2 separate regions of the Homo sapiens genome follow, and region 2 is linked to region 1. A link is a loop called in an ENCODE intact Hi-C map of the cell type or tissue named here. Cell type or tissue: natural killer cell. All regions are shown on one strand. Each heading gives the region's core, and the rest is flanking DNA. Links, peaks and the distances in the headings are about the cores only.

The links. Peaks named below come from ENCODE experiments on the same cell type or tissue, not always from the same donor. Only the 100,000 strongest peaks of a DNase experiment are listed, where the experiment ranks them.
Region 2: a loop joins it to region 1, with 5 times the contacts of the local background. A loop is called at or near these places in 2 of 110 quality-filtered maps.

The regions. Positions count from the first base shown.
Region 1 is chr19:28,430,831-28,441,849 of GRCh38, reverse strand. It overlaps the pseudogene LOC100420587. Among named protein-coding and RNA genes, the nearest start is that of ERVE-5, 170 kb to the left of the region's middle. In natural killer cell, for the core only: no CTCF peak of the experiment used is centred there; no DNase peak of the experiment used is centred there; H3K27ac peaks cover 2,031 bases.
Region 2 is chr19:28,495,690-28,506,708 of GRCh38, reverse strand. It overlaps the pseudogene LOC100420587. Among named protein-coding and RNA genes, the nearest start is that of ERVE-5, 110 kb to the left of the region's middle. In natural killer cell, for the core only: no CTCF peak of the experiment used is centred there; a DNase peak (open chromatin) is centred at 5,288; H3K4me3 peaks cover 857 bases; H3K27ac peaks cover 6,796 bases.

The DNA of each region.
Region 1 (11,019 bases), core at 1,360-9,359:
CAGAGAAAGGCTTAGTAAAGAGGCTGACAACATTGATATGTCTGAGATGTTCACGTTAAAGGAAACATAGTATAGCTATTGACTTTGAAATGTGTAGCTATTTGCTTAATTCAGAGATGGAATCTTTGCTAAAATGGGCAGTTAGGCTGATGAAAGAAATTGACTTGTACCACTTAATGAACAATTTCATCTTTTTAATATAGAAATAACTGTTGCTATGAACAGCCTTTTTATTCATTTGAGAACACCATAACCAAAAAATCTTTCAAATGATCATTACACAATGAATGTCCTGAGGCTTTAAAAAATATTTACTTTGAAATTATAAGCTCAAAATGATTCACCAATGCAAAAAAAGAAAAGCGGTAAAATGCTGGGCTGTAAGCTCTGTAAATTTTTTCCTGCTGAAAATAATTAGATAGGTTTTTTCTTCTTTTTTCTAGACAATAGTGCCTAAAGAGATTTAATGATCTTGTTGCTTATGGATATAGGGCATAAATATATTTCTTATCTTAAATTTGATGTTAGAGTTATAAGATTATAGAAAATGATATAATGTGATTAGGAGAAGTATAGTTTCAATAAATTTTACCAAATTAAGTATCACCTAAAATTCTCTAAAAATCAGCATTAGTTTTTGAATCTACGTTTTGGGTTGGTGGGAAAAAATATTTGCAATAGGCCACACTCACCAGGCTCCTCATCTACATATGGGGGAGATTAACGGGGTGACTACAGTCAACAATACTGTACATTGTAAGAGAACTAAAAGAGCATAATTGGAGAGTGTGTAACACAAATAAATGATGATAGAGATATTTACCATGTGCCGTCTATATATTTCTCAGCCTCCTTGCACTTGGGGGGGCTCTATGACTAGTTATGACCGATGGGCTATAAGCAGAAGTGCCAAAGCATTTAGGAAGTGATCCACAAGTCCCAAATTTTGTGCTTTCTTGCTGTGGTGACCTGGAAGCCAATTTTTGATATGGTGGCACCACAAGTGTGGAGGTGCCTGGGTCCTTGAGGCACTGCATGGAGGATGACTGCCCTGCAGAATTGTTTGTCCAGGATCATAATATGCATTAGCAAGAAATCAACTTTTAGATTTTTTAAGCCACTGAGATTTCAGCGTTAATATGTTGCTGTCGAATAGCCTAGGCTATTCTAAGTAATAATCTCATCATAGGGGATTTGAGAGGAGCTGATGGTGCCCAAAGTCCCCTTTGTATAGTACTTTGTAGTTTTCTATTGTTAAAAAAAAAAAAAAAGATTGCTTTCAAAGTCAGGCAAAATGTCCCCTTAATGATTCCCGAGGAGACTCCAAATGGCTAATTCTAGGAGAACCAGTCCAGCATGTGTTTCTTTTAATGACAGGTTTTCATGTATCCACCAGCCTTGACTAAGGAAGTTATTCACTTTGCAGAGTGGCAGCCTGCAGCCCTGTGGTGGGAAACAACCTTGAGCACCAGAGGTCACCCTTTAGGGAACATTAGTAGATTTGCAGCAAAAGGTCCTGGTCTATTGGTCATTGCCAGTACACTCCCTAAGGTGATCAGAGTTTCAGAGCCAGAGACCAAGGGTGAGGTTCCAGGGCGGATGACCTGCTGTCTTGGAGAGGTTATGTGTGTGCTGTTCCAACCAAAGTCCCATTTCACCAAAGCTGTTCTCAGAATCAATTATTTTTTTTTCCCCACGTGTAAAGAATTGTGTTTAATATCCTCCCTAGTGATGAACAGAAAAGCTGGCTGACTTCATCTCTGGGGAGCGAAAGATAATAAACCTGCCTTCCCTTTGAATTCACATGGGTTTGGTTCAAGTCCTGTGTGTGTGTTCTTGTCAGTCTTTCTTCCAATTGAGGGGCTCCCAAGAGAGTCTGACCCCAGCCATTAATAACTATGAGAAAAAGTAAAGCTTAGATTTCATAGGTTATTTTACAATTTGATACCACACTTAGCCCATAATTTAATATACTGCTATCGTTAACACATAGATAAAGCTTTCTAGAACCAAAGGGCCTTTGATGGAAGTAAATCAGTTGCTAGAACTACCAAGTTACATGCTTTTTCATTTTCTGCCTTCTAATTTGTGGTCAAACTTAGGAAAGTTTAGTGAACGAATGTATAATGGTGAAGAGTGTAAGTCCTGGACTCTGCATGACAATGATTCAAATCCAAGCTTCCCTGTCTGCTGTGTGATCCTGGAAAATTACTCAGCCTCTTTAAGTCTCCTCTCCCTAACTGTAAAGGGGCTAAAAGGAGATCGTTTCTCAGAGATAGGTTATTTAGAGATCACCTTTATAATATACTCAGACCTGTGCCTTGAATATGTGTGTTGGCAGCTGCTTTTATCATTATTGTTATGTTGGAAAGAAAGAATACAGAATGGGCTGTCCTGTGCCATTGCAGGGTGTTTACCAGCATCCCTGGCCTCTACGCATGAGATGCCAGCAGCACCCTTCCCTCAGCAGTGACAACCTAGAATGTCTCCAGGCATGGCCGACTGTCCCCAGGGGTGTAGACCTGGGTAATGCCATATGAATGTACTGGGTGGCCTGGATTTGGGTTTTTTTACATGTTTAGTTTTTTCATATGCACACACATAACACATCTGCCACTGGAAGCTACTGGGGACAGGCATTGCTGTATCAAAGATTGCAGGCAGTCAATTTTACCGAGGATTTTTGTAATGATCCCTGAGAGTTACTGAGTTCCCAGCAAGGCTTCAGCACCTGCTGGACATTTCTTACACAGATACAGGTATTAGTGGCTTTTTTGTTTTTTAAGAAAAACCAATTTCAAAAACAGGAAAGTGAAGACTCAGAGATGATATGCAGTTTTTTAAATTTTTTATTTTATTTTACTTTAAGTTCTGGGATACATGTGCAGAACATGCAGATTTGTTACATAAGTATACATGTGCCATGGTGGTTTGCTGCCCCTATCAACCTGTTATCTAGGTTTTAAGCCTCGCATGCATTAGGTATTTGTCCTAATGCTCTTCCTCCCCTTGCCCCCCACCCCCAACAGGCCCTGGTGTGTGATGCCCCCCTCCCTGTGTCCATGTGTTCTCATTGTTCAGCTCCCACTTATGAGTGAGAACGTGCGGTGTTTGGTTTTCTCTGTTAGTTTGCTGAGAATGATGGCTTACAGCTTCACCAATGTCCCTGCAAAGGACATGAACTCATATTTTTATGGCTATATAGTATTCCATGGTGTATATGTGCCACATTTTCTTTATCCAGTCTATCATTGATGGGCATTTGGGTTGGTTCTAAGTCTTTGCTATTGTAAATAGTGCTGCTATAAACATACATGTGCATGTGTCTTTATAGTAGAATGTTTATATAGTAGCATGATTTATAATCCTTTGGGTATATATACCCAGTAATGGGATTTCTGGGTCAAATGGTATTTCTGGTTCTAGATCCTTGAGGAATCATCTCACACCAGTTAGAATAGTGATTATTAAAAAGTCAGGAATCAATAGCTGCTAGTGAGGCTGTGGAGAAATAGGAACGCTTTTGCACTGTTGGTGGGAGTGTTCAACCATTGTGGATGATATGCAGTTTTATTGACATAAACCGGGACTTGCACCTGTGTCTGTCTGGTCCTATGAGCCTGCACTCATTTTAATGGTTTGGTTAAGCATTTAGATTCAGAGCTGGACTGCCCAGGTTCAACTCTTGGCAGATCATCTCTGTAACCTTACATAGGCTATTTAGCTTCCCTGCAAGCCTGTGAAGTAGCTAATATTATTAGCTTGACTTTACCTATAAGGAAATTGAGACATTGAGAAACTAAGTGAATTAGTGCTTATAAAATGCTTGGAACATTGCCTGGCATATAGTAAGTGCTATATAAGTGTTTGCTTTTTTAAACAATGCCTCTCCCTTCCTGCTTCTGTGAGTACCTGGTAGAGTCACAAAGGAAATGAAAGCTCTGATTTCTGGCTCCTTGGAGCGTCTCGTGCCCCTGGCAGGAGACTGGCCTATGAAGGTGGCCGTGAAGCTGGTGTTTGCTCCGCCCAACCCCTCCCACCCAGGACCACTCCTCAGCATCTGTGTTCTTCAGCAACTAATACCATACCTGTGTCTCTCCTCAGTGACCCACCTTTGGGCTTTGTTCACAGGTGCAGAAAGCTGGAAGTGATGCTCCAGGGAGTTTATGTCTCCCCATCTTGACCCACACCAATACCTGAGGCTCGTTGCTTTGATTCAAGTCCGGACAAGCTCTAAGGTTCAGCTCACACTGGGAGTCACGCTGCAGGTGCAAGCAAGAATGGGGCTTGAATCACACCCCTACTTGATTTCTCCGTCTCCCTCCTCCTTCCTACTTCTCCCAGGAGCACCATAGAAAATTCCTGGTACACTTATATTGCTTTTGGGGAGCCCAGTCTTACCCAGGCCCAGAGTCAGAGGGGACAGTGAGCAGGGGCCATGCCTCTACTCTGCGGTTCACACACACTTATGTGCTGGGGCTGCTCTCTAGACAAATGTTTGATAAATAGGACCTAACTTGAAGCCAAGAATGCTCTGGAATAGAGGGTGTGGATCTTGGTGCCTGGGGCCTCTAGAGGACGGAGGCCATTCTGGACCAGGTTGGCCAGGGATGGTGCCCAGGAGGTCGGGAGATTGGAGGGGCTGGGTCTGAAGGCTGTGTGGGTTTGGTACTAGGTGAAAGCCACTTGAATGATCTCCTTTCTACTGACTGCAGGAGCTCCTGGGAGTCTGTGAACGGTGGTGATGCAGAAAAGCAAAGCGTGTATATCTGTTTTAGTCCTCCCTCAGATCTGCTGAGGACACCTTGAGCCTGAAGTGAAATCACAGTGGCTCTCAGGAAGAAGGGTGACTGTCTGGTGTGCAGTTGTGCTGCCACGGCAAAGGGAACTTTAAAACATAGAACTGCCATGTAGAAGCTCAGGAAATATCCATGGTGAGGATCCAGGTTAACAAAAATACCTTCTACTGACCTGCTCTCAGACAGATCAAAGAAAAAGCTTCTTCCGGAAATGACCAAATCCATTTTCTTACAGGTCTGTCATCTCTTTTGGTCATAGAATCAAAAAAAATGGAAGACGAGAAAAGGCAGTGAAGACTGACAGCCTGTTGGTTGCTATTCCAGTCGTGTCTGCTCCATACGCGCCCTCCATCTCATCCCACCCAGTCAGTATATTTTCACCAGGCAGTGTTGCAGAAATGTCTGTGGACTCCAGTTCTATTGCAGTCAGGCAGCATTTACAGGTTTGACTTTCAACTGACCATGGCAGGAAGTCTAGAGGCAATTATAGCCAACACCTGCTCTATGTGCGTGCCGGGCAGGTGGTGGCTGATTCCTTGCCTCCAATCCATGATGTGTTTCCTATCAGCTCAGAATAATAACAGTGACACCTCTGCTTCTTCTCTGTCTGGGGGAGCTCAAGGCACTTTACTCTGAAAACCCTCAAATTACTGGCATTTCTTTTAGTGAAGATATCAAATTAATGACTGAAAAAAATGTAGAAGATGGTTATTGGTGATGTTAAAAGACAAGTTTAACCCACTTCCACACAACATGTCTTACAAGCGTAAAGTATTTGAGTAGAGAAAACTATGAATCTAAAATTGAACAAGATGTGAATTTAGACAGACAGCGTTTGTGGTCACAGATGTGCCGAGATGAAGACTGGAGGAAGGGCACAGTTTCTGTAGCAGTGACTTCCACCCAGGGTGTGTCTTGCTATTGTGTGAAATGATTTTTGACACTGGACAAATCTCTACTTCCACTTACAATGTTTTGCCAGCTAGCTGAGGCATTCTGGGAGGGTGAGGAGCCTGGGCTTGGGCTGACCTCAGGAAATCCTGTGTAAAGGGCTTTTGCACACTCAGAAGCAGGCCAGGTTCACCGCTGTTATGTGCAATATTCACTCCTGGCTCTTGCTTCTGAGCCTTGGCAAACCTGAGTCCTAAGAGGCCAATGAAAAGGAAAACACGTTAAGGAGCCAGGGCGCTTCTTGGATATCAGCCTGAATAGTTCTGTTTCATCTGGACCCCAATTTTACTCTCCTGCTGTTTTACACGGAACTAAAAAGAGCTTTACAGAGGACCAGATAGACTGCAGGTCCCTAGGCAGTCAGGGGCCAGGCAAGGCATAGGAGGGTGTCAGGCCTCTGAGCTCAAACTAGGCCATCATATCCCCTGTGACCTGCACGTACACATCCAGATGGCTGGTTCCTGCCTTAACTGATGGCATTGTCTTGTGAAATTCCTTCTCCTGGCTCATCCTGGCTCAAGAGCTCCCCTACTGAGCACGTTGTGACCCCCACTCCTGCCTGCCAGAGAACAACCCCCCTTTGACTGTAATTTTCCTTTACCTACCCAAATCCTATAAAATGGCCCCACCCCTATCTCCCTTCACTAACTCTCTTTTCGGACTCAGCCTGCCTGCACCCAGGTGAAATAAACAGCCTTGTTGCTCACACAAAGCCTGTTTGGTGGTCTCTTCACAGGGACTCGCATGAAATTTGGTGCTGTGGCTCGGATAGGGGGACCTCCCTCGGGAGATCAATCCCCTGTCCTCCTGCTCTTTGCTCCATGAGAAAGATCCACCTACGACCTCAGGTCCTCAGACCAAGCAGCCCAAGAAACATCTCACCAATTTCAAATCTGGAAAGCAGCCTCTTTTTACTCTCTTCTCCAACCTCCCTCAATATCCCTCAACCTCTTTCTCTTTTCAATCTTGGTGCCACACTTCAATCTCTCCCTTCTCTTAATTTCAATTCGTTTCATTTTCTGGTAGAGACAAAGGAGACACGTTTTATCTGTGGACCCAAAACTCCGGCGCCGGTCACGGCCTGGGAAGGCAGCCTTCCCTTGGTGTTAATCATTGCAGGGATGCCTCTCTGATTATTCACCCACGTTTCAGAGGTGTCGGACCACACAGGGACGCCTGCCTTGGTCCTTCACCCTTAGTGGCAAGTCCTGCTTTTCTGGGGGAGGGGCAAGAACCCCAACCCCTTCTCTCCATGTCTCTACCTCTTCTCTGCTTTTCTGGGGGAGGGGCAAGAACCCCTCAACCCCTTCTCCTTCACCCTTAATGGCAAGTCCCACTTTTCTGGGGGAGGGGCAAGAACCCCTCAACATCTTGTCCTTCACTGTTAGCAGCAAGTCTCACTTTTCTGGGGGAGGGGCAAGAACCCCTCAAACCCTTGTCCTTCACCGTCAGCAGCAAGTCCCGCTTTTCTGGGAGAGGGGCAAGAACCTCTCAACCCCTTCTCCTTCACCCTTAGAGGCAAGTCCCGCTTTTCTGGGGGAGAGGCAAGAACCCCTTATTTCCACAGCCCGACCTCTTATCTCTGTGCCCTGATCCCTTATTTCTGTGCCCTGACCTCTTATCTCTGCACCCCAACCCCTTATTTCTGCACCCCCACCTCTTTCCCACTTTTCTGGAGGGTAAGAACCCCCGAACCCCTTCCCTCCATGTCTCTACTCTCTCTTTTCTCTAGCCTTGCTTCCTTCACTATGGGCAACCTTCCACCCTCCATTCCTCCTTCTTCTCCCTTAGCCTGTGTTCTCAAGAACTTAAAACCTCTTCAACTCACACCTGACCTAAAACCTAAATGCCTTATTTTCTTCTGCAATGCCGCTTGATCCCAATACAAACTTGGCAGTAGTTCCGAATAGCCGGAAAACAGCACTTTCAATTTTTCCATCCTACAAGATCTAAATAATTCTTGTCGTAAAATAGGCAAACAGTCTGAGGTGCTGACGTCCAGGCATTCTTTTACACATTGGTCCCTCCCTAGTCTCTGTTCCCAATGCAACTCGTCCCAAATCTTCCTTCTTTCCCTCCCACCTGTCCCCTCAGTCCCAACCCCAAGTGTCGCTGAGTCTTTCTAATCTTCCTTTTCTACAGACCCATCTGACCTCTCCCCTCCTCTCCAGGCTGAGCTAGGTCCCAATTCCTCCTCAGCTTCCGCTCCTCCACCCTGTAATCCTTTTATCACCTCGCCTCCTCACACCCAGTCCGGCTTACAGTTTCGTTCCTTGACTAGCCCTCCCCCACCTGCCCAGCAATTTACTCTTAAAAAGGTGGATGGAGCTAAAAGCATAGTCAAGGTTAATGCTCCTTTTTCTTTATCCCAAATCAGACAGCGTTTAGGCTCTTTTTCATCAAATATAAAAATCCAGCCCAGTTCATGGCTCGTTTGGCAGCAACCCTGAAATGCTTTACAGCCCTAGACCCTAAAAGGTCAAAAGGCCATCTTATTCTCAATATACATTTTATTACCCAATCTGCTCCCGACATTAAATAAAACTTCAAAGATTAAATTCCAGCCCTCAAACCCCACAACAGGATTTAATTAACCTTGCCTTCAAGGTGTACAATAATAGAGTAGAGGCAGCCAAGTAGTAACATATTTCTGAGTTGCAATTCCTTGTCTCCACCATGAGACAAACCCCAGCCACATCTCCAGCACACAAGAATTTCCAAATGCCTAAACCGCAGTGGCCAGGCATTCCTCCAGCACCACCTCCCCCAGAAGCTTGCTACAAGTGCCAGAAATCTGGCCACCAGGCCAAGGAATGCCCGCAGCCCGGGATTCCTCCTAAGCCATGTCCCATCTGTGGGGGACCCCACTGGAAATCGGACTGTTCAACTCACCTGGCAGCCACTCCCAGAGCCCCTGGAACTCTGGCCCAAGGCTGTCTGACTGACTTCTTCCCAGATCTTCTCGGCTTAGTGGCTGAAGACTGACATGCCCGATCGCCTCAGAAGCCCGATAGACCATCATGGATGCCGAGCTTTAGGTAACTCTCACAGTGGAGGGTAAGTCCGTCCCCTTCTTAATCAATATGGAGGCTACCCACTCCACGTTACCTTCTTTTCAAGGGCCTGTTTCCATTGTCTCCGTAACTGTTGTGGGTATTGACAGCCAGGCTTCTAAACCTCTTAAACTCCCCAACTCTGGTGCCAACTTAGACAGTACTCTTTTAAGCACTCCTTTTTAGTTATCCCCACCTGCCCAGTTCCCTTATTAGGCCCAGACACTTTAAATTATCTGCTTCCCTGACTATTCCTAGGCTACAGCCACACCTCATTGCCACCCTTCTTCCCAATCCAAAGCCTCTTTTGCGTCTTCCTCTTGTATCCCCCCACCTTAACTCACAAGTATAGGATACCTCTACTCCCTCCTTGGTGACCGATCATGCACCCCTTACCATCTCATTAAAACCTAATCACCCTTATCTCCCTTCGCTGAAAGCCTATAAACTCTCCTTACAATTTCCCCATTTTACCTGTCCAAAAACCAGACAAGCCTTACAAGTTAGTTCAGGATCTGCGCCTTGTCAACCAAGTTGTTTTGCCTATCCACTCTTTGGTGCCAAACCCATATACTCCCGTATCCTCAATACCTCCCTCTACAATCCATTATTCTGTTCTGGATCTCAAACATGCTTTCTTTACTATTCCTTTGCACCCTTCATACCCAGCCTCTCTTCGCTTTCACTTGGACTGACCCTGACACCCATTAGGCTCAGCAAATTACCTAGGCTGTACTGCTGCAAGACTTCACAGACAGCCCCCATTACTTCAGTCAAGCCCAAATTTCATCCTCATCTGTTACCTATCTTGGCATAGTTCCCATAAAAACACATGACATGGTCTCCCTGCTGATCATGTCATCCCTACTATCTTCTGTCTAGTCAAACTCCTATTCACCATTCTCAACTACTCATACATGCCCTGCTCTTGTTTACACTGCCGGTTTACACTGTTTCTCCAAGCCATCACAGCTGATATTTCCTGGTGCTATCCCCAAACTGCCACTCTTAACTCTTGAAGTAAATAAATAATCTTTGCTGGTAGGACTATGCTGAATCTCCTTAGGCAGTCTCTAATTAGATGTCCTGGGTCCTCCCAATTCTTAGACCTTTAATACCTGTTTTTCTCCTTCTCTTATTCCGTTTAGTTTTTCAATTCATACAAAACTGTATCCAGGCCATCACCAATCATTCTAAATGACAAATGTTTCTTCTAACAGTCCCACAATATCACCCCTTACCACAAAATCTTCCTTCAACTTAATCTCTCCCACTCTAGGTTCCCACGCCGCCCCTAATCCCACTCAAAGCAGCCCTGAGAAACATCGCCCATTATCTCTCCATACCATCCCCAAAAATTTTCGCCACTCCAACACTTTACCACTATTTCATTTTATTTTTCTTATTAATATAAGAAGACACGACTTGACAGAGGGGAGAAGCGGCACACAGAGGCTCATGTCTGGGAGGGTAACGCATGTTTCTGAGGCTGGCTCAGCTGCGCAGTGGTGCTGTTAAGAGCCAGGGCTGGGAGGCACCATTGTGGTTTCCCATTGGCCAGGAATCACATGACTCTTGGACCCGGAATTTATGTTCCACGTGTCCCTGACTCTCAAAGTAAAAGTCAGGCTAAAAGTCTTTAAAAATAAAGGAGAAACTTGGTTTGCAAATCCACTCTCTGATTCAGGCATTTCAAAGGAATTCCTGCCCAGACATTTCAATACTCAAAGCACGGCAGGGAAAGTGAGAGATGCCATGTTCCTCCTTGGCCTCTTTTCTGGCTTTCATGGATTTCCAAGGGGCCACCCTGAGCAATGCCATCTAGGTCAAGTTTAAAGATGGGCTAGTTCTGAGGAGACGTGCTGTGTTTCCTTTCTTTGTAGGAAGGCTTGGCTTCTTACTCTGTGACAAAACACGGGGCACCAGGAGCCCTGAGCCTGCATTTTTTCCTGTGGCCTTTGCTTTTCTCTGGAGATGCACCTCTCACTGCACTCACTGTGGGCACTGAACTGTGAGTTCAGCTCAGTCCCTGAGACTGTTTTCCTTGCTAGCAAGAAACATCTTCACATTTCCTTAGAACCCTTCTGTGTCCTGGGGTCTCATTTTCCATTTTTCCAGCCTCAGTTCTCCTACTTGTGATGGCTGGCAAACGCTGATGCCTATGGGGCCAGCAGGTTCGTAACTGAGGATAGTGAAGGGTAGCAGGGAGTGGTGGG
Region 2 (11,019 bases), core at 1,606-9,605, 65 kb before region 1:
TGGTGTTTTCCTCAGTTATAAAATAGGAAAGATAATAGTAACTTGAGATAGAGTTGATGTAGAGATCATCTGTGTAAAATGCTTAGTGCAGGGCCTGGTGCATAGTAAGTGTTCATTAAGTATTTGATGTGTGCATTTACATAGCATCGATAGTGAACAACTATGGGAATTCAGTGGCGGAAGGGATGCTGCCCAGCACGTAGCTGAAGAAGCTTTGGTCGGGGGGGCATGATCTGGGCCGAGAAGGACTGGCAGGGTTTTCACAGCCGGAGCTGTGGGGCAGGGGGCTGGGGTGAGGGGTGGTGGGGGTGGGTAGGAAAGGAATTCTCCTTAGAGGAAAGAGCTCAAGTAATGACATAGAAGGGCAGATGTGGTGAAGGGGGATGATACCACAAAGGGGCCCCCTGACCCTGTCTGAACTCTACTTCTCTAGAGAGGCCAGACAGTGCACTGGTTAGGGTTATAGACTTTGGAGCTGGAACTGCCCAGATTTGAGCCCCAGTCTGCAGATGACTAGTTATGTGATGTTGGTGAAATTCCCTCATCTTCCTGACTCTCAGTTTCTCCAGCCATAAAATGGGGTCACAAGGGCAAAGGTCACCTTGGGGTCATTCTAAGGAATAAAGTAAGATGCTTTGTGTAATGTGCTGCAGAAGCCACATGATGAGTACTGGAGAAATACTCAGTCACCTGGTTTCCTCATCCTGTCCCCAGAAAAGCTCGACTTGACTCAGAATATGTGTAAGAGGGTAGTGGGCTTCTCCCCCTCTTCCGTTAAACATATTTCAGTTTGTTTGTTTGTTTTTTACTGAGGAACACAAGTCAGGTAGCTCTCAGTTCTCAATTCTTTCACCTGCATCTACTTAAATTTCCTTTGCTGAAATTGAATCAGATGGGAGAAATATTGTCAGGAAATAAAATGCCTGCTCTGTCACCACAGGAGGTGTTTTGATTTGATTTTGATCAGAGGCAAGATCCCCTGTGTGGTTCTCAGACGTAACCCCCAAATCCCGTATTTTGAGAAAATGAACCAACAACTACAGAAATGATTTTCTGCAGTAACCTGGCTGTCTTGATGTGCAAGCAAGAATACTGAGAAGCTGTCAAGAAACCAAGACCCTTTCTCATGATCTTCACTCTAGAAGAATGCCATCTGGACCTTAGGATGAGAAGTCCAGCATCCAAAACGTGCAACCCTGTGACATTTTCATTATCCAAATTTCCCAGGTGCCTGCCAGAGCCTGGAATCCCCTCCCAAAGCTGAACCCAAAGCTGAACTTGTGTGTAGTTCATTCATTGTGAGATCCTATTCTAGAAAACAGACATGGGGGGACTGAGGAGCACAAAACAAGATAGGTGGAAAAGCCTTTTCTAATTGGGGAGTTACCAAATTAATCACCACTGTGGGCAATGGGGCCTCATGCTTCCATGACCCTCTGAGGAGCTGTATGTATAGAATGCACCCACCAAGTCTGTCCAGGGCAGGAGGAGGGGAGCGGTCAGCTGCCAGCTCCTGGAGCCCCCCATTGCTGAGGGTCATTCCGTGGATGTTAAGGCCCTCCTAAACCCATGCTGGGGTGACCAACTTGTCCCACTTGACCTGGGACTGTCCTGATTTTCAAACTAAAAGCCCTGCTGCAACCCCAAAATCCCCTCAATCCTGAAAACACCCAGATGTTTGGTCCCTCTGGTCCAGGCTGGCCTGTAGACTCCACAATGGAGCATCAGAAGGTGAGCTACCTCTAGAGCAGAAGGTGGGAGGAATATAGTGCAGCTGAGATGAGGAGCTGTTGGGCTCCACCCTCACAAGCTGGTTGCCACAGCAACGGCTGGAGTGAAAGGTGGACCACAATGATGGGAGGCAGGCACAAGAGGTACCCAGGACACAGCTTTGCAGAGAGCCGGGGAGTCCCGCCTGGAGGAAATGGTGCAGCTATCACTCACTTACACAAGGATGAAGGTATAATCCCAGAGGTCAGAGCTTGGACCAGGGGGTGGACACTGTAAGGAAGGAGATTTTTGGCTCCAAATAAGGCAGGATATTTTAAGTGTCTGCATTATTAAAACGTCTTAGTTGGACCTTAAAGATCAGTTGTTCCAATACCCTCTTGCTAAACCTAGGGCTTAGAACAGAATCTGATGTGTCTGTGGTAATCCACGGGTCAGAAGCAGAAACAGGACTTGAATTTTATGACCTGAAGACCTTTGCAGTCAGGAGACATGAGAAAAAGAATGAGACTTCTTCAGCAGGGCGCAAGTTCTCTATTCCTGGATGCATCCCAAAGAGTCTGAACTTCTTGGTCTGGTTACTGTTGGGAGAGGATTCATGCTTTAGAGGGGAAGTAGCCTCAGGTGGCCTTAAGCTGCCCCAACTCAGAATTCTGTGGTACAATGATTCAGCAGAGTGGAGTCTCTAAAAGTGAAACATCAGCAGAATAGCAAGGGGGAAGTACATTAAGAGTTGGAATTAAATAGTTGAATATTAAAACACAGCAGGCGGCGCAGTCCAATACTGATTCCTTCTACTCTTCTGTGTTGACTAAATCAGTCTGTGCATGAGAAGAATGAAGTGTGACTGTACATATGTGCAGGTGTGTAGGTGTGCACGTGAATATATGTGATGCATACAGATGTGACTGTGTATGCATGTATATGTAAGCACACATATATGTGTGTGTGCATGTTTGTGTGTAGAAGAGAACAAAATGGAAATGCTAAATTGGCTTCTGAAAGCTGAATGATTCAAGTTTCATCAAAGAAAAACTAATTAATTTTATGTTGTAAATATTAAAGTATGAAGGCATTTTCCGTTTAAACCTAGGCCAAATGCATCCTCACAGACCTTTTCAAAAGTTGCAAATGAAACATGCATTTCATTTCTGAACGTTCACAACGCAGATTTCAGCCTCGGACCTTGAAAGCCCTTTTCTCCTGATTAGAAAGAAAGATTTTTCTCTGCAATGCTCAGTGCTTTTATTAGAAAGCGACCCTCTGAGGAGCTGTATGCATAAAATATGAAAAACCCGGAGTCTTCCTGCGGCCACTGAATAGTGAAAAGCCTGGAGTTTTAGGGATTAGAGAATGAGGAGAGTGGAGTGAGCCAGAGGGCCGTGGGGGCAGGGTTCACTCATTCATTCTTCTGAGTGCTCATCCATTCGTTTAAGGATGGTCACTGTGCCGAGTGGTGAGAGCAGTGTGGTGTTACCTTGGAGGTCTGTTGCAGAGTTTCTGGAGAAAGCGCTCAGGGCTGGACCTAGAAGACTTCGGTTTCAAGTTCCAGAATTGTTCCTAGTGCTGCACAGCCTTGGGCCCCTCTTAGCTTTGTGTAGAACAGAAGACTGCTTGCCTGCTTGTTGTGGGGGGTTAAATGCGATCGTGAAAAATGAAAGTCATCTGTAAACTGTAAAGTCCTCTAAGTATACATGCCTTGCTCCTCCTGGAGAACACGTGGGCTCTCACCATTTTCCAGCCCACCCCACAAGACGCCATGTGAGATTCTGTGTTCTTTGTTGTGAATTTTGTCTCCACAAATACTGGAAGTGTTTTGAGGTTCAGGACAGTCTCTTATTACTTAGAAAGAATCCCCTCTGTGCTCCACTCAATTCGTTGGGTAACGCTCCTTATGTAAATACTGATGTTTATCTTTTCAAGATTTGCATCATCCATTCACTTTTCATGTGTTACTGAGGGACAAAGTCACTAAAATTACTGACATTTTTTAAGAAATGGAATATTTACTAACATCTCCATCTTCTGTAAAACCAGCCATAAAAGGCAAACAGATGTTTTTTATGAAATCTGAATGCTTCAGTCCTTCGGGGCAGTCATACTTTTCTTGCAGCAATTCCAGAGGCTGAGGTCTCTCCAAAATGGGAATAAGGTTGATGACCTTTGGAGGGGCCTTTGTGAGAAGATAAGGCTCTGTGGACTTTTTGGCACAAAGATAGGCTTTAGTGGTTATTTTCTTTAAAGCCTCTTTATTATTTTAGATAGGAAATTATACTGACTTGGAGCTAATTAATGTTATTGTTTTTATTTTCCTGTGTCTTTTCTTCAATAATGTCTCAAAGCTCTGACTTTATTTACTATCAACACTAATTCACCATCACCTTGGTAAGATTCAAGGAAATTGGGTTGGGAGGTTACCGCCTTGGTTCTGAAATCAGGACAAAGTGATTTAGAGACAGTCATGGAAATGTAATGACAGGCCCTAGACAGTCCATTTGGTTGATCATCCAGGAATACAGCTCCTTGTGGTGAATGTCTGTGTGCATGTTACAGGAAGAGAGGAGAGAGAGAGGGAGAGAGCTGGAGGGCCTTGGGCAGTTTGACAAGTTGTATGTTTTGTGATGGTCCCCAAACCAATTGCATTAAGAAAACATAAACAGGTCATCCCCACCCTCCTATTTCCATCTCTTGCTGCTCCCTGCATCACCTCTCACACTCCGCAACTCACCATGCCCCTCATCTCTGACTTCCCTTGCCTGCTCCCGCCCTTCACTTCCTCCTCCCCTACTCACCTCCACATGGCATCCCCCACTTCCTGTACCCTGCAGCTCTCAGCTCTGGGGAGGCTCACTTGAAGCTTAAGGATGGAGCATCAGGGTTGTCTACTGAGTCCTGTATTTTACTTAATACAAAAAAGAAAACACTGTTAAATGTGAACATACATTAAAATAGCCACATCATTTGCACTTGCGTGAACAGCAACATTTTCTCAATTATTTGGAATAAGATGATGTTCTTTAAACTTTGAGCTCTTCTTCTTGCTTCTCTGCCTTTTTGATGGTGCCTGGAATGTTGTCTGCTCATGCCCCTTCTTCTGCTAACAGTTCTCCCTCAACACTCAGCTTCGATGTCACTCGCTTCTGGAACCTCCCCGATTTCAGTGACTGAATCTGTGCCCCATATTTCATGGCCCATTGCTTTTTCACTGTGGCGAATGTCATTTCATGCCATTTTTTCTTGGTGTATGTCTCTCTTCTGTTTGCTACTGAAGAGGCCGGGACTATGTGTTCTTTCCCTGTGTCCCACTCTCAGCACAGGCCAGCCCTACTGTGGAGAGTCAGGGAATGCTCCTTGGATGGACATGAATGTGGCATTCTCAACTACAAAACTTTGATGGGTTCAAATTCACAAAATAAGAATGCTATTTATCTTCTCACAATAAGAGAATTACAGACACTGAATTTCCTGGGGAGGCCTCTGCTAACAGAACTGGTGTTTCTGTCACCCACAAAGATGCAAGTTTCCTTTATTCTCACACGCGGGCTCACAGGAACTTGACAATTTCATCACACCTCACAGCTCTATGCTTGCAAGATCCTCTCTCTTGCCTTGTGATTTTCTCTCTAAGCCTACAGAAGATGACAAGAGGGACAACAGCCAGCGGAAAGCTGCCTGTAGAAGGAGATACAGCAGGAAAACAATTCATTCTTCCTCCTCCCATTTGTTCAACTCCAGTCCTTGGAGCACACATGAGAGCTTCTGGAAACTCATGGGGTGGCCACTGCTGTGTCTGCTGTGATGGCTTCTTCCGGCTCTTGATTTCACATCTAGGGTCAAGTGATGCACATTGGTAATGGTCCCAGCTGGGTCAGAGTCTCTGGGAAAGCGGTGGCTTTGGGTGTTCCCTCCCTAGCCTGGGAGATGTGCGCTCCGTCTTAAATCTCAGCAAGGATAGCAGTGTCTTAGTCTGGGTTCCCCTGGAAGCCGACCCCGAGGCCAGGATGTGAGTGCAAGTGGTTTACTTGGGAAGTGAACCCAGGAAGCACAGATAGGGGAGTGTGGAAGCGAGGCATGGAGGGGAAGACAGCAGCAGAAGGTGAGTAACTACCCAGTCAGCCAGGGGCCACTGGAGTTAGCCACTCTGGGGGAACTTACACTCAGGACTCAGGGTTACCCACGAATGAATGAGAGATCTGGGGCACACCTCGTTAGCTTCTGTCAGCCATTGGCCAAGGGTCACTCCTGGAGAGCTGAATTCCCTGGCATTTCTGGCCTGCCACATCTATGGGCAGAGTGGGTTCCAGGGACAGAAGCAAGCCTGCAGGAAAAGAAGTGCATTCAGGCTGTTGGCCCTCTGGTCAGCAGAAATGCAGATGCCAGGAACCAAGGGGGTGCAAGTGGGGCCCCCACAGACATCTGCTGCAGACAGGGTGCCACAGTGAGCTTCCAGAGCCCAGCTGACACACCCATCCATCCTGGGCCACCCCTGACTCCTGGTGGGAGGGCTGGCAGAAGTGCTTTCTGAAAGGGCTGTAACTTCCGGCCCTTATGCAATTCCTACAAATGACCCATTTTAATCCTAATCGTCAGACTGTCAGAGTTCATGAGAACAAGGCATTAAAGTGTTCTTGAAAAGCACTTGATAATCTAGCTTGTATTTGGGCAGCACTGACATCGGGACTTAAAGTGTCACGCAGCTCCTCAGTTGGTTTGATCTGTGCCACTCCAGTTTTCGAAGGAATAATTTGATAAATGGATTCTTATGAAAGCTCTGTGATGAAATGCAACTGGATTCTGCAGAACAACAACACGCACCTCACTGCAGTGACCCAGCTTCAAAGTAAAAGGATTGGAAAGTTTGTAGGAGCCAGAGGGGACCAGAGGCTGACCAATCTGCTGTGTTTAAAGCACTTTCTCTGCATACAGACAATTTTCACTGGAGTAATAAGTGCGAATTTATCAGGAATGCTAACAAAAGAGGTTTAGTGTTGTGTTTCCCTTGCATATTCCCATTCTTAAGGAGGGGTTTTTGGGAGCATAACACACGTGTTCAGTGTTGTAAAGGCTGACCAGGGAGAGGGGCATGGGCACACTGCTGCTCAGTATTTATACATTTGCTGAACTTTGGGGACCAGAATGAACACTTGATGCTAACTAAAAGAAAAAAATCAGGCCAGGTGTGGTGCCTCACACCTGTAATCCCAGCACTTTGAGAGGCTGAGGCAGGAGGATCACTTGAGGCCAGGAGTTTGAGACCAGGCTGGACAACATAGCAAGACTCTGTCTCTACAAATAATAATAATAATTTAAAAATTTGCTGGGCATAATGGTGCATGCCTGTAGTCCTAGCTGTTTAGGAAGCTAAGGTGGGAGGATCACTTCAGCCCAGAAGGCTGAGGCTGCAGTGAGCTATGAGCATGGCACTGCACTCAGCCTAGGTGACAGAGTGAAACCCTGTCTCAAAAAAAAAAAAAAAAAAAAAAAAAAGGAAGGAAGAAAAAAACAACCTCACATTTGTACTGTGAAGGGTTCTCAGTCCTGGGGTTCTGAATAATAGCTCGCGCTTTAGCCCAAGACATGTCTCACCCAAGGTGTGGGTTGGAGTTGTATCTGTGAGTGTCCTGGGTAAAGGAATGGCAGCTTGGAGAGTGGACCGCCAGTAGGGGCTGGAGGAGTAAGCTCTGTCCTAGCATGGGACCTAGAGAAGGAATTGTCCACAGGTGTGGTTTTTATCATCAAGTCTCCTGCAAGACTTCACTAAACATAGAGCCAAGGGCCCCCCTGTAGTTCAAGAGAAGTCCCTTGAAATTACCCCACTGCTCTTATGAGGTCTTATGGCAGCTGTAAAAACTGGAATGTATTTTTCATCATGAGCAGGCCCTTGAGAGAGTGGCTGAATTTTAAATTAAAAACAATAGCAACAACAAAAAATAAATACATCTGACCCAGTTTTATTTTGTTTTATATTTTAAACACATTGTTTTGCTATGGTGTAGTGCTGGACAAATTGTTTTATTTCCCCTTTGCAAACTTAATCATCAAATTTCCTTCACTCTTATTATTTATCACTTTGTCAATAATCATTTTATTTTTTTAAGGCATCTGCCTCCCCCTGTGGCAAAAGCAGTTATAATCTTCTCATTTAGCAAAGAAGAGGATCCACTGTTATCAGCCACAGCCCTCCTGCTGTGCATTCCATCTTTAGACTTGTTCATCCTGCATATTTGCTATGTGGGAGCCTTTGAGCTATGTCTCTGTTTCCTCCTGCTCCCCTATCCTGACCCTGCTAACCACTGTTTTATTCTCTCTCTCTCTCTCTCTCTGTGTGTATGTGTATATATATATGTATATATAGTATATATGTGTGTGTGTATATATGTGTATATATGTGTGTATATATACACACGTGTACATATATGTATACGTGTATATATATACATGTGTGTATATACGTGTATATATACATGTGTGTATATGCGTGTATATATACATGTGTGTATATACGTGTATATATACATGTGTGTATATATACGTGTGTATATACGTGTGTATATATGTAACCTTTTTTTTAAGATTTCACATAGAAGTGAAGTTATGCATTATTTATCTTTCTGTGTCTGACTTATTTCACTTATCATAATGTCCTCCAAGCCTATCCCTGTTATGGCAAGTGGCAGGATCTCCGTCTTTTTTAAGGCTGAGTAACATTTTGTTTTGTACACACACCATGGTTTCTTTATTTGTCCATTGATAGACCCCTAGGGCGTGTACGTACCTTGGCTGCTGTGAAGTGCCGCAGTGAGCATGGGAGTGCAGATGCCTTGACGAGATGGTGATTTCATCTCCTTTGAGTATGTACCCAGAAGTGGGACTGCTGGGTCAGATGGTAGTGCTATTTTTAATTTTGTCTGGAGCCTTCATACTGTTTTCCATAGTTGCTTTGCCAATTGACACTCCTATCAACAGTGTACAAGGGTTCCCATTCTCCACACCCTCACCACCACTTGTTATCACTGGTTTTTTTATTGTAGCCACCCTGACAGGTGGGAGGTGTTTTCTCATAGTGGTTTTGATTTGCTTTTTCCTAATGATGTTGGTCATTTTCATTTCATCTTTGGAGAAATGCCTATTCAAGTCCTTTGCACATTTGTTAATTGGGTTACACGTTTTCTTGCTATTGAGTTGCATGAGGTTTTTTGTGGGGTTTTTTTTGTTTGTTTTTGTTTTTGAGATGGAGTCTCACTCTGTTGCCTAGGCTAGAGTACAGTGGCGCCATCTCAGCTCACTGCAACCTCCGCCTCCTGGGTTCAAGCAATTCTGCCTCAGCCTCCCGAGTAGCTGGGATTACAGGCACCTGCGACTACACCCAGGTAATTTTTTGTATTTTTAGTAGAGACAGGGTTTCACCATGTTGGCCAGGCTAGTCTCAAACTCCTGACCTCGTGATTCACCCGCCTCAGCCTCCCAAAGGCTGGCATTATAGGCATGAGCCACCGCACCGGCAGAGTTGTATGAGTTTTTAACAAATCTTGCATATGAACCTCCTATCTGATATTTTGCAGATGTGTTTTTCCCTATTTGCAGGCTGCCTTTTTATTTCATCCATTGTTTTCTTTGCTGTGAATCATCACTTTCTTACAGCTCTTCCTGACAACCTCTCCAAAGCCAACCACAGAGAATTTTTTTGGCCTTTGTATTCAAAGGTGACTGCAACATATACAGCTCAAGGCAGGTCCGGCCATTCCTGATTTCAAGTTGGGTTTTCCATGAGCACCAGCCACACTTTCAGCCCTGGGTTTGGCAAGTTGGGGTCCCACAGGAGAAAACGTGGCCTCTGCTCTCAGAAGCCTTGCTTTTCAGGAGACCAAACCAACATCTTCCCTTTACCAAGAACATGATGGCTTTCTCGTAGGCCCCATTGCCGACTGCCCTCATCATCACACTTGGAAATGGGGCACTGAGTGTTCTGCTCTTTAAAGCTGAGAAAGACAAGAAAGAAAGAGGGCTAGGAATGGCTTTTCTTTCTTTTTTTTTTTTTTTGAGATGGTCTCACTCTGTCTCCCAGGCTGGGGAGCAGTGGTGCTATCACAGCTCACTGCAGCCTCAACCTCCCAGGCTCCAGCAATATTTCTGCCTCAGCCTCCTGAGAAGCTGGAACCACAGGTGCACTCCACTACAACTGGCTAATTTTTTGTAGCATTGGGGTCTCACTTTTTTGCCCAGATGAGTCTCAGACTCCTGGCCTCAAGCAATCCTCCCACCTCAGCCTCCCATAGCGCTGGGATTACAGGCGTGAGCCACTGCATTTGGCTGGGTCTTGAGTGAATTAACAATGTCTTCCAAAATAGGCATAAGCTCTGTTTTCTAAATGAAGAAAACGAGGTTCAGAGAGATAAAGCAGTTTGCCTATTGTCATACAACTGATAAGAAAGGGAATATACCCGGTAATGGGATTGCTGGGTCAAATGGTATTTCTAGTTCTAGATCCTTGAGGAATCATGACACTGTCTTCCACAATGGTTGAACTAGTTTACAGTCTCACCAACAGTGTAAAAGTGTTCCTATTTCTCCACATCCTCTCCAGCACCTGTTGTTTCCTGACTTTTTAATGATCGCCATTCTAACTGGTGTGAGATGGTATCTCATTGTGGTTTTGATTTGCATTTCTCTGATGTCCAGTGATGATGAGCATTTTTTCATGTGTCTGTTGGCTGCATAAATGTCTTCTTTTGAGAAGTATCTGTTCATATCCTTTGCCCACTTTTTGATGGGGTTATTTTTTTTTCTTGTAAATTTGTTTGAGTTCATTGTAGATTCTGGATATTAGCCCTTTGTCAGATGAGTAGGTTGCAAAAATTTTCTCCCATTCTGTAGGTTGCCTGTTCACTCTGATGATAGTTTCTTTTGCTGTGCAGAAGCTTTTTAGTTTAATTAGATCCCATTTGTCAATTTTGGCTTTTGTTGCCATTGTTTTTGGTGTTTTAGACATGAAGTCCTTGCCCATGCCTATGTCCTGAATGGTATTGCCTAGGTTTTCTTCTAGGGTTTTATGGTTTTAGGTCTAACATTTAAGTCTTTAATCCATCTTGAATTAATTTTTGTACTGGGTATATACTCAAAGGATTATAAATCATGCTTCTATAAAGACACATGCACACATATGTTTATTGCGGCACTATTCACAATAGCAAAGACTTGGAACCAATCCAAATTTCCATCAATGATAGACTGGATTAAGAAAATGTGGCACATATACACCATGGAATACTATGCAGCCATAAAAAAAGGATG